Linked DNA regions of Homo sapiens: region 2 is linked to region 1. Evidence: read pairs that join two places in POLR2A ChIA-PET (ENCODE). Cell type or tissue: OCI-LY7. All regions are shown on one strand. Each heading gives the region's core, and the rest is flanking DNA. Links, peaks and the distances in the headings are about the cores only.

What was found. Peaks named below come from ENCODE experiments on the same cell type or tissue, not always from the same donor. Only the 100,000 strongest peaks of a DNase experiment are listed, where the experiment ranks them.
Region 2: POLR2A ChIA-PET joins it to region 1 with 5 read pairs; 2 of 35 experiments call an interaction of 5 or more read pairs at or near these places.

What each region holds. Positions count from the first base shown.
Region 1 is chr11:129,910,074-129,916,987 of GRCh38, reverse strand. It overlaps PRDM10 (PR/SET domain 10), which reads left to right. Exons shown (of 21, transcript NM_199437.2): 16 at 1,128-1,328; 17 at 1,970-2,284; 18 at 4,763-4,903; 19 at 6,332-6,512. Among named protein-coding and RNA genes, the nearest start is that of NFRKB, 18 kb to the right of the region's middle. In OCI-LY7, for the core only: no CTCF peak of the experiment used is centred there; no DNase peak of the experiment used is centred there.
Region 2 is chr11:130,038,957-130,045,870 of GRCh38, reverse strand. No RefSeq gene overlaps it. Among named protein-coding and RNA genes, the nearest start is that of APLP2, 27 kb to the left of the region's middle. In OCI-LY7, for the core only: no CTCF peak of the experiment used is centred there; a DNase peak (open chromatin) is centred at 3,670.

The DNA of each region.
Region 1 (6,914 bases), core at 1,285-6,284:
ACAAGAAAGGACTAGAAATACAGCCTTATTTTAAGCCAAATTTTTTTCTTAAGAAATAGTTGACTTCATTTTTCTTACTGTCCCTTCTCTCTGTGATTTTTGTTACACAAGAAGAGGTTTATTACTAGTGCTTAGTGTATGAATTAATTTCAAATTCCTAGGCTCTAAAATGAGAGCATTTATCATGACCTATAACATATATGGTAGTTTTGGGGTTTCTATAAGGTGGAGGGGGTTGGGAAAGCTTTGTGGTGGAGTACTCTACTTGTACTATTGCATTATTTTCATGTAGTTACAGAAAAGACACAGAATATATATTTATTATTCCACTGTAATATCCTTTCTTACTTTTTGAGATGGAGTCTTGCTCTGTTACACAGGCTGGAGTGCAGTGGCATGATCTCAGCTCACTGCAACTTCCGCCTGGGTTCAAGCGATTCTCCTGCCTCTGCCTCTGGAGTAGCTGGGATTACAGGCGCCAGCCCCCACGCCCAACTAATTTTTGTATTTTTAGTAGAGACAGGGTTTCACCATGTTGGCCAGGATGATCCACCCTCAGGTGATCGCCCGCCTCGGCCTCCCAAAGTGCTGGGATTATAGGCATGAGCCACCACACCCAGCCATCCTTTCCTTATATAATGTAGCTATATCAGCTTAAAAGTGAGAAACATTTTTTAACATAGATTCCCCACTATAGATAGCAGTTGCTATTGACGTTGCCATTTGGAAGATTCTCTGGCTCCTGGTCTTCAGCTGCGTACATCATATGAGAGCTTTCACAGGCAGCTCTCATATGAGGTGGATGGGCCTTAAAAACAATTATCTTCCTCTGTCTGTGTATCATATCCAAATTTTAAACTTTAGGATAAAGGGTATTTTCACAGTTATTATCTTAGATTTATAGATTAAAGAAAGAAACCTATCATATCTACATTATGTTCTTATTTTATTCTAATTTGTAGTATATCCTTGCTCTTCAATAGATCTGTTAATATACATATTAATATATTTTATTTGGGGCTACATGAATACTTTTCCTCATTTTCTTATAATGAAATTGTTAGTTTGCTTTAAGCAAGAAAGTGGAACTGTATACTGCTTTCATGGCAAGGCGCTTACATTTGCAGGTTTATAAAAGTGCCAGCAAGCGCAAAGCCCACATTCTGAAGAACCACCCAGGAGCAGAGCTCCCACCGAGCATTCGGAAGCTCCGACCCGCTGGTCCTGGAGAGCCAGACCCCATGCTGAGCACACACACCCAGCTGACGGGCACCATCGCCACCCCTCCCGTCTGCTGTCCCCACTGCTCCAAGCAGTACAGCAGCAAGGTAGGGGGAGTTTCTGACTAAAGCTAAGGTCAAAACCGCCATGCGAGGAATCTCTTAAGGAAAGGTGGCTTCTCATCCACATGGCCTGGATGGCTCCTTCTGAGTTGACGGGGGACTGAAAGAGATGTTGTCCTAGTCACTGTAAACAGAGAGCACAGCAGAGAATGGAAAGAGGATACTGTGGACCTCCCCAGAATTAGTGCCGTACAGCAGCCCGAGCAGCTGGCTGTTTTCCTTTTCCCTTGGCCTGCGGAGGGCCTCACGTTTGAATGTTCTGTGCTTGCAGTTGGTGAGTTCAGGCTTTTGGAAGCACCACATAGAAAGTTACGTGGTGGCTTTACAAAGGAGGTCATTTTGGCTGGGGGGATTGTGATTGATTGCTGCAGGTACTATTTGGGGGGGGTATTGAGACCTTGCTGATGGTGTGAGGTCAGGTGAGGTTTTACTTCTTCCCCACCCTCTTCCCTGCTTTCATAGCATTATGTTACCCCAGGAAGTACAGGCATAGAGTCAGTGTTGCTCTGATTTTTCTTTTTTTAAGACATAAAAGACTTTAGGAATCTTTGGAGGATTTACATATGAGAAAAACGGAAAATCACAAATTCTAATAATTATTCTTGTTTTTTGCCTTGCTTTTTCAGACCAAGATGGTCCAGCACATTCGAAAGAAGCATCCAGAGTTCGCCCAGCTCTCCAACACCATACACACACCACTGACGACAGCTGTGATCAGTGCCACCCCAGCGGTTTTGACTACAGACAGCGCCACTGGAGAGACTGTGGTGACGACGGACCTGCTCACCCAAGCAATGACAGAACTGTCCCAGACCTTAACGACAGACTACCGAACGCCACAAGGGGATTACCAGAGAATTCAGTACATCCCTGTGTCGCAGTCGGCGTCTGGCCTCCAGCAGCCTCAGCACATACAGCTGCAAGTGGTTCAAGTGGCCTCGGTACTGCGTGCCTTGGTTTCCCTTTGCCTTATGAATGCCGTGTTGCCACTAGCACCTCATTCTCAGAGCTGGGGCTGGGATCTATGTAATGTCCTTCTGCGTGGAAGTTCTGAGCCTTGGGCATTTTACAACTGCCCCTTCCCCTTTCAGGCTGATGAGGCCTCTGGCCTTAGCAATGTAAGAGATTTCTGTCTATAGTAGTCAGGAAATTTTAGGTTCCAGCATATACAAGCCTCCTGTGCTGTGGCAGGACAGTAGCCACAGCACCTGTTTCTGACCCTCTTCTGATCCTTATCTTTAACCATCCTGGTTGGCTGCTTGGTAATGAGCCAGTTTGATAAATCACGACCTGCGTATCAAATGTCTTATATCAAAGAGAGGTCATAAAGCATAATATTGATGGCTGGGCGCAGTGGCTCATGCCTGTAATCCCAGCACTTTTGGGAGGCTGAGGCGGGCAGATCACTTGAGGTCAGGAGTTCGAGACCAGCCTGGCCAACATGGCAAAATCTCGTCTCTACTAAAAATACAAAAATTAGCTGGGCATGGTGGCGGATGCCTGTAATCCCAGCTACTCAGGAAGCTGGGGCAGGAGAATTGCTTGAACCTGGGAGGCGGAGGTTGCAGTGAGCTGAGATCACACCATTGCACTCCAGCCTGGGCGACAGAACAGGACTCAAAAAAAAAAATTGAGTCAATCTCTGCATATCAGTCAGTGCCTTTGTAGTATAGAGGTATAACTGTGTTCCTTCTACCAGATAATGAATAACTCATTCTTATTGACTAAGGAACTAAATGAAAGTGATTCTCCCAGAACTATTGTTTCATTTAATTACACTGAGGAGAAGTGTCCCCAAGGCACAAATGAACAAACTTGTTGCTTTGAAATCATTTGGTCTCTGAAAATTTAAAACTAACATGGGGACAGGAAATTGGAAGTTGCCACTGTCGTTGACTATTCTTTGTCTTGTTTTTCTTATGGAGGGTTTTTAACTTCAGGCTTTGGAGGAAGCTATATGAGTCCCTGAAGTTGCCTGTAAATTATGATGTATAGGTACATTGTTCTAGAAAAAGGGCCTGTACTTTAGCTACTTTTTCAAAGATGTTTATGATATATAAAAGGTTAAGAACCACTGTCATAGTGGGTTAATGGTGACAAACTAAAAACGAATTTCTTTGATCTCTTTTAATTGATAAAGGGTAGATCATTAAATGTAACTGAAATTTTTGATTCCTGACAACTTCTTTTTCAGCTTATTGTCAGGAACTATCTTCCCTCTCTCTCCTTCTCTTCCAGAATCTAATAGTGGCTTATGTGTGAGAAGCATATTTCTCTAAACGCTCTTTTTTTATCCTGTTGTATGGCGTGTTCTAGGTGTGGGCTATCTGCGAGTGCAGCATTGGAGCTGAAATCCCTTCCATTCTTCTATTTCTGTTGGCATATATTGGGATATTGTTTTTGGTTTTTTTTTTTTTTTTTTTTTGGAGACAGGGTCTCACTATTGTCACCCAGGCTGGAGTGCAGTGGCACAATCATGGCTCACTGCAACCTCCGCCTCCCAGGCTCAGATATTCCTCCCACCTCAGCCTCATCAGTAGCTCGGATTACAGGCATGCCACCATGCCTGGCTATTTTTTTTTTTTGAGATGGAGTCTCGCTCTGTTGCCCGGGCTAGAGTCCAGTGGCACGAATTCAGCTCACTGCAACCTCTGCCTCCCAGGTTCAAGTGATTCTTCTGCCTTAGCCTCCTGAGTAGCTGGGATTACAGGTGCTCGCCACCACACCCAGCTAATTTTTGTATTTTTAGTGGAGACAGGGTTTCACCACATTGGTCAGGCTTGTCTTGAACTCCTGACCTCAAGTGATCCCCCCGCCTCAGCCTCCCAAAGTGCTGGGATTACAGGGGTGAGCCACTGCACCCTGCTGCCTGACTAATTTTTTTTTTTTTTTCGAGATGGAGTCTCGCTCTGTCGCCCAGGCTGGAGTGCAGTGGTGCAATCCCAGCTCACTGCAAGCTCCGCCTCCCAGGTTCACGCCATTCTCCTGCCTCAGCCTCCCTAGTAGCTGGGACTACAGGTGCCTGCCGCCACACCCAGCTAATTTTTTTGTATTTTCAGTAGAGACGGGGTTTCACCATGTTAGCCAGGACGGTCTCGATCTCCTGACCTCGTGATCCACCCGCCTTGGCCTCCCAAAGTGCTGGGATTACAGGCGTGAGCCACGGCGCCCGGCCATTCACCTGACTAATTTTTGTATTTTTTGTAGAGACAGGGTTTTGCCATGTTGCCCAGGCTGGTCTCGAACTCCTGGGCTCAAGCGATACACCCGCTTTGGCCTCCCAAACTGCTGGGTTTATAGGCATGAGCCACTGCACCCGGCCAGGATATTGTTTTTAACTGAACCTTTTCTCTGGAAGGATTTCCCTTAACTTCAATCAATATATGTCTGGTTTCTGGGCCTGTTTTTTCTCCTTCCAGGCCACTTCCCCTCACCAGTCACAGCAGTCCACTGTGGATGTTGGCCAGCTCCATGATCCTCAGCCCTACCCCCAGCACGCCATCCAGGTGCAGCACATCCAGGTCAGCGAGCCTACCGCCTCGGCCCCGTCCTCCGCCCAGGTACCCTGCTCCACAGACTATTTGGAGGTGTTATCATGGCTTCAGGGATTATCAGAGTTAATGAGAGGGAAGACATTCTCTTCAGACCTAGTCTCCTCAGCTACTGTTATTTTTGGATTTTTATTAAAGGATCTTACCTTTGCCTCCAATTTTTATATTGGCATTGTGGACACATATTAAGCTGTTAGCTGCTTCTGCCCTCATAGAGTCCTGTGGTACGACATCCTAGAAACAACAGTGGTCTTTGCTTTCATTCTAAATGCAATGGCTAAGTGGCTTCTATGATTTGGAACAGTGGCTTTCTGGAGTATTATGGTATATTTTATGTTACTGTGTTTGTATGCTTGAGTCTGGAATTGAGATACATAGATAAGTTCTCAGAGTTCAGAGAGGGAGAGATTAGGTTTAGGAGGGAATCCAGGACATTTTTTAGAAGAAGTGGTCTTTGAGGTCTTGAAGGAGGGGTACAGTTCTGACATAGTCGTTGGGGAAGGCAGTCTGATCTGAAGAAGCTCATGCTGCAATGGAAAATGTACATTTATAGAAAACAGGGTTATTCTGTTTAGATTACTCACAGGAAATGATGTTTGGAAAGGAAGTTGGGAGGGTAGTTTGGAGCAGGATTGCAGTGTGGCAGGCTGGAGAGCGCTGGCCTCATCCTGTTATCAGGAGTGGGCCTCTTCACCCACCTGTGCTGAACTCCACCAGCCAGGTGGGATTTGCCAGTACTGGTGAATGGAAACGATGAACTTTGGGTTTCATTTCATTTTGTGTTCCAGATTAGCTTTGTGACACAGGCAAGTTACTTCACCTCCCATTATTTTTAAACTTATAGAATGTAGGTAATTATATTTTCTTTCATTTATCTTTCCAACAGTTGATTGAAATTAATTTTTTTGCATACTCTGGTAGAGAATCCTTTGAAAGCAAATTAGAATTTCATAGTTATGCTTGCTTTTCATTGAGTTTATTCTTATTTAAAATATTACTTTTAATAATAGCAATGATAGGCCAGGCGTTGTGTCTCATGCCTGTAATCCCAGCACTTTGGGAGGCCGAGGCGGGTGGATCACCTGAGGTCGGGAGTTCGAGACCAGCCTGACCAACCTGGAGAAACCCCTTCTCTACTAAAAATACAAAATTAGCTGGGTGGGTTGGCACATGCCTGTAATCCTAGCTACTCGCGAGGCTGAGGCAGGAGAATCACTTGAACTCAGGAGGCGGAGGTTGCGGTGAGCCGAGATCATGCCGTTGCACTCCAGCCTGGGCAATAAGAGTGAAACTCCATCTCAAAAGAAAAAAAAAATAGCAACGATAGTTTCAGTATTATAATTCATATGAGTCTGGTGTACTTCCTTCAGTTATTTGTGAGTCTTCACTATATTAGAAGCTCGTAATTCCCTACCATTGCTTTCTCTTTCTCCCCAGGTATCTGGGCAGCCGTTGAGTCCCTCAGCCCAGCAGGCTCAGCAGGGGCTCAGCCCCTCCCACATCCAGGGCAGTTCTTCCACACAGGGGCAGGCTCTGCAGCAGCAGCAGCAGCAGCAGCAGAATTCCTCTGTGCAGCACACGTACCTGCCCAGTGCTTGGAATTCCTTCCGTGGCTATTGTAAGTAAGAAGGGACGATGCCGTGTCGGTCAGGGGTGGGGGATCTCCAGCCATGTGTCATAATTTCTTCAGCTTGTGATAGATTTTTAAAGTATCTCTTGGCCATTGTTTACACTCTCTATGAATGTACTTCAATGGGTTTCATGACAAAACTCAAGGTGTAGCATTCCGCTTTCACAGAGCTACCCTGATAGGACATTTTCGAAACGTCAGGTATATTGCTGGAGGAAATGTAGCTATGAAATTAAATAGTAAGATAGTTGGATATAGCTTATGTTGAGTCATCCCTTCCACCAATATTTGTAGAATGCCTGTCTATCAATCGCTGTACTAGACACTGGCTATGCCAAGATTAATATTCTCATTAGTATCGGTAACACCACACAATAATAATGTTAACCA
Region 2 (6,914 bases), core at 1,097-6,096, 130 kb before region 1:
AACCGCTTGAACCCGGGAGGCGGAGGTTGCAGTGAGCCAAGATGGTGCCATTGGACTACGCCTGGGCGACAAGAGCAAAACTCTGTCTGAAAAAAAAAAGAAAAATTATTTTTTTGGCCGGGAACAGTGGCTCACGCCTATAATCCCAGCACTTTGGGCAGCGGAGGTGGGTGGATCACCTGAGTTCAGGAGTTCGAGACCAGCCTGGCCAACATGGTGAAACCCCACCTCTACTAAAAATACAAAATGTAGCGGGGCATGGTCGCAGGCACCTGTAATCCCAGCTACTCGGGAGGCTGAGGCAGGAGAATCACTTGAGCCCAGGATGCGGAGTTTGCAGTGAACTGAGATCTTGCCATTGCACTCCAGCCTGGGCAACAGAGTGAGACTCTGTCTCTAAAAAATAAAAAAGTAAAGAAAAAGAAAAATTATTTTTTAAAAAACGTTCCATCAAAAACCACCAGCATGGCTGGGCGTGGTGGCTCACGCCTATAATCCTAGCAATCTGGGGGGCCAAGGCAGGCAGATTGCCTGTGCTCCAGAGTTGGAGACCAGCCTGGGCAACACGGTGAAACCCCATCTCTACTAAAATACGAAAAATTAGCCAGGCATGGTGGCTTGCGTCTGTAGTCCCAGCTAATTGGAAGGCTGAGGCAGGAGAATCACTTGAACCCCAGAAGCATAGGTTTCAGTGAGCCGAGATCGCACCACTGCACTCCTGCCTCCTGGGTGATAGAGTGAGACTCCATCTCTGGAAATAAATAAATAAATAAATAAATAAATAAATAAAATAATAACAATAAAAGGAAACTTTTTTCTAGAAATCTATGATGTGTATTTTCATGTCACCTCATTTGAGTTTCCTAAGAAGTCTAGGAAGCAGGTATTATTATTAATCCCACCTAACAGATGGAGAAACATCATTCAAGAAGTTGAGACTTCCTCTCCCGTCTCCCTCCTCTCCCTCCTCTCCCTCCTCTCCCTCCTCTCCCTCTCTTTCCACGGTCTCCCTCTGATGCAGAGCTGAAGCTGGACTGTCCTGCTGCCATCTCGGCTCACTGCAACCTCCCTGCCTGGTTCTCCTGCCTCAGCCTGCAGAGTGCCTGCGATTGCAGGCGTGCGCCGCCACGCCTGACGGGTTTTCGTATTTTTTTGGTGGAGACGGGGTTTCGCCGTGTTGGCCGGGCTGGTCTCCAGCTCCTGACCGCAAGTGATCTGCCTGCCTCGGCCTCCCGAGGTGCCAGGATTGCAGACGGAGTCTCGCTCACTCAGTGCTCAATGTTGCCCAGGCTGGAGTGCAGTGGCGTGATCTCGGCTCGCTACAACCTCCACCTCCCAGCCGCCTGCCTTGGCCTCCCAAAGTGCCGAGACTGCAGCCTCTGCCCGGCCGCCACCCCGTCTGGGAAGTGAAGAGCGTCTCTGCCTGGCCGCCCATCGTCTGAGATGTGGGGAGCGCCTCTGCCCGGCCGCCCCTACTGGGAAGTGAGGAGCCCCTCTGCCCGGCCACCACCCCGTCTGGAAAGTGAGGAGTGTCTCTGCCCGGCCGCCCCATCTGAGAAGTGAGGAGCGCCTCTGCCTGGCAGCCACCCCATCCGGGAGGGAGGTGGGGGGTCAGCCCCCCGCCCGGCCAGCCGCCCCGTCCGGGAGGTGAGGGGCGCCTCTGCCCGGCCGCCCCTACTGGGAAGTGAGGAGCCCCTCTGCCCGGCCACCACCCCGTCTGGGAGGTGTACCCAACAGCTCATTGAGAACGGGCCATGATGACAATGGCGGTTTTGTGGAATAGAAAGGGGGGAAAGGTGGGGAGAAGATTGAGAAATCGGATGGTTGCCGTGTCTGTGTAGAAAGAGGTAGACATGGGAGACTTTTCATTTTGTGCTGTACTAAGAAAAATTCTTCTTCCTTGGGAAAAAAAAAAAAAAAAAAAGAAGTTGAGACTTGCCCAAGGCTGAATAGTTAACAAGAGGCTGAACCTGAAATCACAGCCTGGCTTTCACCCCTGGCTTTGCAGGCGGGAGATTTTGCACCCGGCTGATGCACTGCCTCTCACAGTGCCTTGGGCAGCTCCAGCCTGGGGTTTTCATTTTGCCCTAAGAACGGTCAGTGGAGAGTAAAGTCTGTTGGGCAAACTTCTCCCTTGCTGACCAACGAAAGGCAAGCATCAAGAAATCAGGAAGAGGGAAGAGAAACAGAGCAAATGAGGAAAACAGAAAGAGGAAATAACAAGCTGGAACGCTGGTGGCTCTGTGGTTAAAAAGAGAGGAAAATATAAATGGAGAGAAAATGGTCATTTTGGTCAAGTATAAAAGGTAGACAAAGGTTGCTGAAGATTGAGAAGAGAAACAGGTTAGACACCATTCTACCCCACATCTTTCAGTACCTTCGCTGGCAACCCCAGGGTTGGAGGGTGGGGCCGGGAGCAACTCTTCACTTCCCCTAGAGCAGAGTTTCCCAAAATATAGCAGATATCAAAGATAATTTTAGATATTACAATAACAGGCATTAGTTGAATGGCAGGGTACAAAAATGAAATATTTTGAAATTGTTTTAATCCTTCTCTCCCCAATTGACTGAACAGTCTGAATCAAATGGAGTAGCAAAAGAAATATTTCACTTTCTTTAACTACCACCTTCCACATACTCAATCTCTCTCTCATTGTAGGGAAGAAAGATTATTCCCTCTTTCCAAATATTTCCCATATTCTTGGTAAGCCATTAACTTGAGGAAAGGTAAGTTTCTCTTAACTACCTCTTGGGCAGAGCCCATAAATATCTGATCAGTTTTAGTTACCAGAAAAAGCCAGTGTCGTTTAAATTTTTAATTTCATATCCAAATTAGTGTTTGCCTGGTGCCCTTCTGCATCCCTCTAGGTTCCTTTCTCCTCCGGGGAAGGGAACACATGCCCCCCTCCACAAGAGATGCCCTGTGGTCCTCTCTGGGCCGCACGGCCCCTCCCTGGCTGCTGATGCCCGCTTGTCCAGGAATCCGAGTTCAGACTCTCATGGCAGTGTGAGGGTGAGTTTTTTGGTGAGCTGTGCAGTTCCCCGACATGGGAGGGTCACCAGGGCTTGACCACTTCAACTGTCCCTCAGCTCCCATTCCTAGGGGTCACGATTAGGGTCATACACATCCAAACTCTACGGGGTGCACACTGGGCTCCCCAGGTCCCCTCACACTCCACAGGCTGCGAGCCGCGCCTTTCGGACTATCCCATTCTCAGCAATTCTCCCAGGCCCCTCACTGAACCTCCACGTCATGCTACCTGCCACCCGACCCCAACCCCTATCCCCAGCATCTCCAGCTCCGCTTCCACGGACTCTGACTGGATGATGATGAAGCCGCAGGAGCAGGTGAGCCACCGTGATAAGCCCTGAGGAGGTGTCTGGCCTCAGTCTTTCAGCTCTGCGGAACAGCGGGAAATGCGAAAGCGCTTCTCTGTTCTCGACCGTGGACCCCGGTCTCCAGTGTGATTGCATCTAGTATGGCAAAGCCGCCTCTCTCACGCTTAGCCTCCTTTCTGTCCCTACTCAGAGAGAGAGCAAGCCTTCTTTAGGCAACAGCATCCATCCACAAACTAAGACCATTTGGCCTTCCTCGTGCTTATTTTCACTGTACACTGTACAGTCATGCGTTGCTGAACAACAGGATATGTCTGGGAAACGCATCATCAGGTGATTTCATCATTGTTCAAACATCCTAGAGTGCACTTACACAAACCCAGATGGCACAGCCTACTACACATCCAGGCTGTATGATACAGCCTATGGTTCCCAGGCTACCTTCCTGCGTGTATACCGCACAGTGCTGAATACTGCAGGCAATTGTAACACAATGGTAAGTATTTGTGTATCTAAACATAGAAAAGGTACAGTAAAAATGCCAAATGAAAGACTTTTTTTGGGGGCGGGCACGGTGGCTCACGCCTGTAATCCCAGCACTTTGGGAGGCCAAGACCGGCAGATCACGAGGTCAGGAGATCGAGACCATCCTGGCTAACACGGTGAAACCCCGTCTCTACTAAAAAACAAAAACAAAAACAAAAACAAAAAATTAGCCAGGAGTGGTTGCGGGCTCCTGTAGTCTCAGCTACTCGGGAGGCTGAGGCAGGAGAATGGCGTGAACCCGGGAGGCGGAGCTTGCAGTGAGCCGAGATCGCGCCACTGCACTCCAGCCTGGGCGACAGAGCGAGACTCCGTCTCAAAAAAAAAAAAAAAAAAAAAAGAAAGTTTTTTTTTATAAAGGAACACCTGTCTAGGCACTTTCCATGACTGGAGCTTACAGGACTGGAAGTTGGGTGAGTCAATGAGCGGGCAGTGAGGCGATGTGAAGGCCTGGGGCATTCTGTGCACTATACTTAGGCTACATTAAATTTATTTTAAAAATTTTATTTCTTCAATAATACATTAACTTTTAAATTTTTGAAAAATTTTTAAATTTTTATTTTTTATTTGAGACGGAGTCTTTCTCTGTAGTCCAGACTGGAGTGCAGTGGCACGATCTTGGCTCACTGCAACCTCTGCCTCCCAGGTTCAAGTGATTCTCCTGCCTCAGCCTTCCCAGCAGCTGGGATTACAGGCGACCGCTACCACACCCAGCTAATTGTTGTATTTGTAGTAGAGACGGGGTTTCAACATATTGGTCAGGTTGGTCTCGATCTCCCGACCTCAAGTGATCCGCCCGCCTCGGCCTCCCAAAGTGCTGGGATTACAGGCGTAAGCCACCGCGCTGGGCCAATTTTTTTTTTTGACAGGAAGTAGGATTTATTAATGAGCATTAGGAGGGGACAGCACAGTGGAATCTCTCATGAGCTCAGAGTCCGATACTTGCCCAGGGCGCCGCGAGTGGGGATGTATCGGACCCTACAGCCATCTGGGATGAGCCGCTTCTCAGCCACATGTCTTCAAATTCATCCGAATCGAAGGTGGCAAAGCCCAGTCTCCGACACCTGGGTCTTCTGGCGCCGGGAACCTGTCCTTGGCCCTGCACAGTCATGTGCTCCGTGTTCCGCGGTTTGGTGCGGACGGACTTGACAACCCGGCCCCTGCGAACCTGGCCCCGGCCGCGGGGGCTTTCCACAGGCACCTGCAGGCCTGTCTGGAGCCTGCAGCCCCAGCGCAGGACGAGACCTTGTATTGAGGATGACGCGGACGGGGTGGGGAAGCCCTGGGAGGTGAGAGCGTCCCGGCCACCACTTTGACCGTGCGCTTGACATAAATGTGCGCAGCTTCCCCGGCTGCAGAGTGGAGCGGCTCGCGTTCATCCGACACCAGGTAGGGATCTCACCATGTGGCCAGAGGGGGAAGGCTTTTGCCTTCTTCCGTCCCAGGTCAAAGATACACGTGTTGGCCTCGGGGACACTCCCCAGCCCCCAGCGGAACCGAGGCTTGGGGTGCAAATTCGTTCTTGCAGTTCCAGCAACACCGGGGGCGCAGCCCGTGGCAACGCCGAGGTCTCCCGGGGCGCAGAAAGGAAAGACCCCTCTATAATCTTACGTGACCACCATCGCATACGCGGCCTGTAGTTGACTGAAACGTTATCTGGCGCGTGACTGTAGTGACTTTCCATTTACCATAGACATCGGTGTTTTTTGTTTGTTTGTTTGTTTGTTTGTTTGTTTGTTTGTTTTTTGAAACGGAGTCTCGCTCTGTTGCCAGGCTGGAGTGCAGTGGTGCAATCTCAGCTCACTGCCACCTCTGCCTCCCGGGTTCCAGCGATTCTCCTGCCTCACCCTCCCGTGTAGCTGGGACTAGAGGCGCCCACCACCATGCCCGGCTACATTTTTGTATTTTTAGTAGAGACGGGGTTTCACCGTGTTAGCCAGGATGGTCTGGATCTCCTGACCTCGTGATCCGCCCGCCTCGGCCTCCCAAAGTGCTGGGATTACAGGCGTGAGCCACTGTGCCTGGCCTAAAATCTGTTTTTTATTTGTAAGGTTTTTTGTTTGTTTTTTGAGACAGGGCCTCACTCTGTCACCCAGCCTGGAGTACAGTGGCACGATCGTGGCTCACTGCAACCTCGACTTCCTGGGCTCAAGCAGTCCTCCCACCTCAGCCTCCCGCGGCAAATTTTTGCATTTTTTGCAGAGATGGGGGTCTCGCCATATTGCCCAGGCTGGTGTTGAGCTCCTGAGCTCAAGTGATCCACTTGCCTTGGTCTTCCAAAGTGCTAGGATTACAGGTGTGAACCACCAGCACCTGGCCTCATTTATAAGTTTTTTAAAAACCAAGTGGGTTTAAATAAAAACGTTAGGTTAACAATTGATTGTACAGGTGGTAAGTAGCCATTATGGAAAAAAAAAATAGTGAAAGTGGCATTTGAAAGACTTAAGTTTCTGAAACACTGCTTTGAGCCGGTGGCTCATGCCTGTAATCTCAGCACTTTGGGAGGCTGAGGCGGGTGGATCACAGGGTCAAGAGTTCAAGACCAGCCAGACCAACATGGTGAAACCCCCGTCTCTACTAAAAATACAAAAATTAGTTGGACATGGTGGTGCATGCCTGTAATCCCAGCTACTGGGGAGGCTGAAGCAGGAAAATGGCTTGAATCCAGGAGGCAGATGTTGCAGTGAGCCGAGATCATGTCACTGCACTCCAGCCTGGGTGACAAGCAAGACTCTGTCTCAAAAAAAAAAAAAAAAAAAAAAAAGAAAGAAAGAAAGAAAAGAAAAGAAATGAGTTAAATTGAGCAAAATCACATGTGGCATGCTTAAAGTAGTGCTTGTTTACCAATAAGCATGTACTAAATGTCAGCTATTTGCTACAATATTGAGAGCCTCCTATGTGCTGGTGGGTTTTTAAAAACAGCTTCATTGGGGTATAATTTCTTTCTTTTTCTTTTTATTTTCTTTTTCTTTTTTTTTGAGACAGAGCCTTGCTCTGTCGCTCAGGCTGGAGTGCAGTGGCGCCATCTTGGCTCA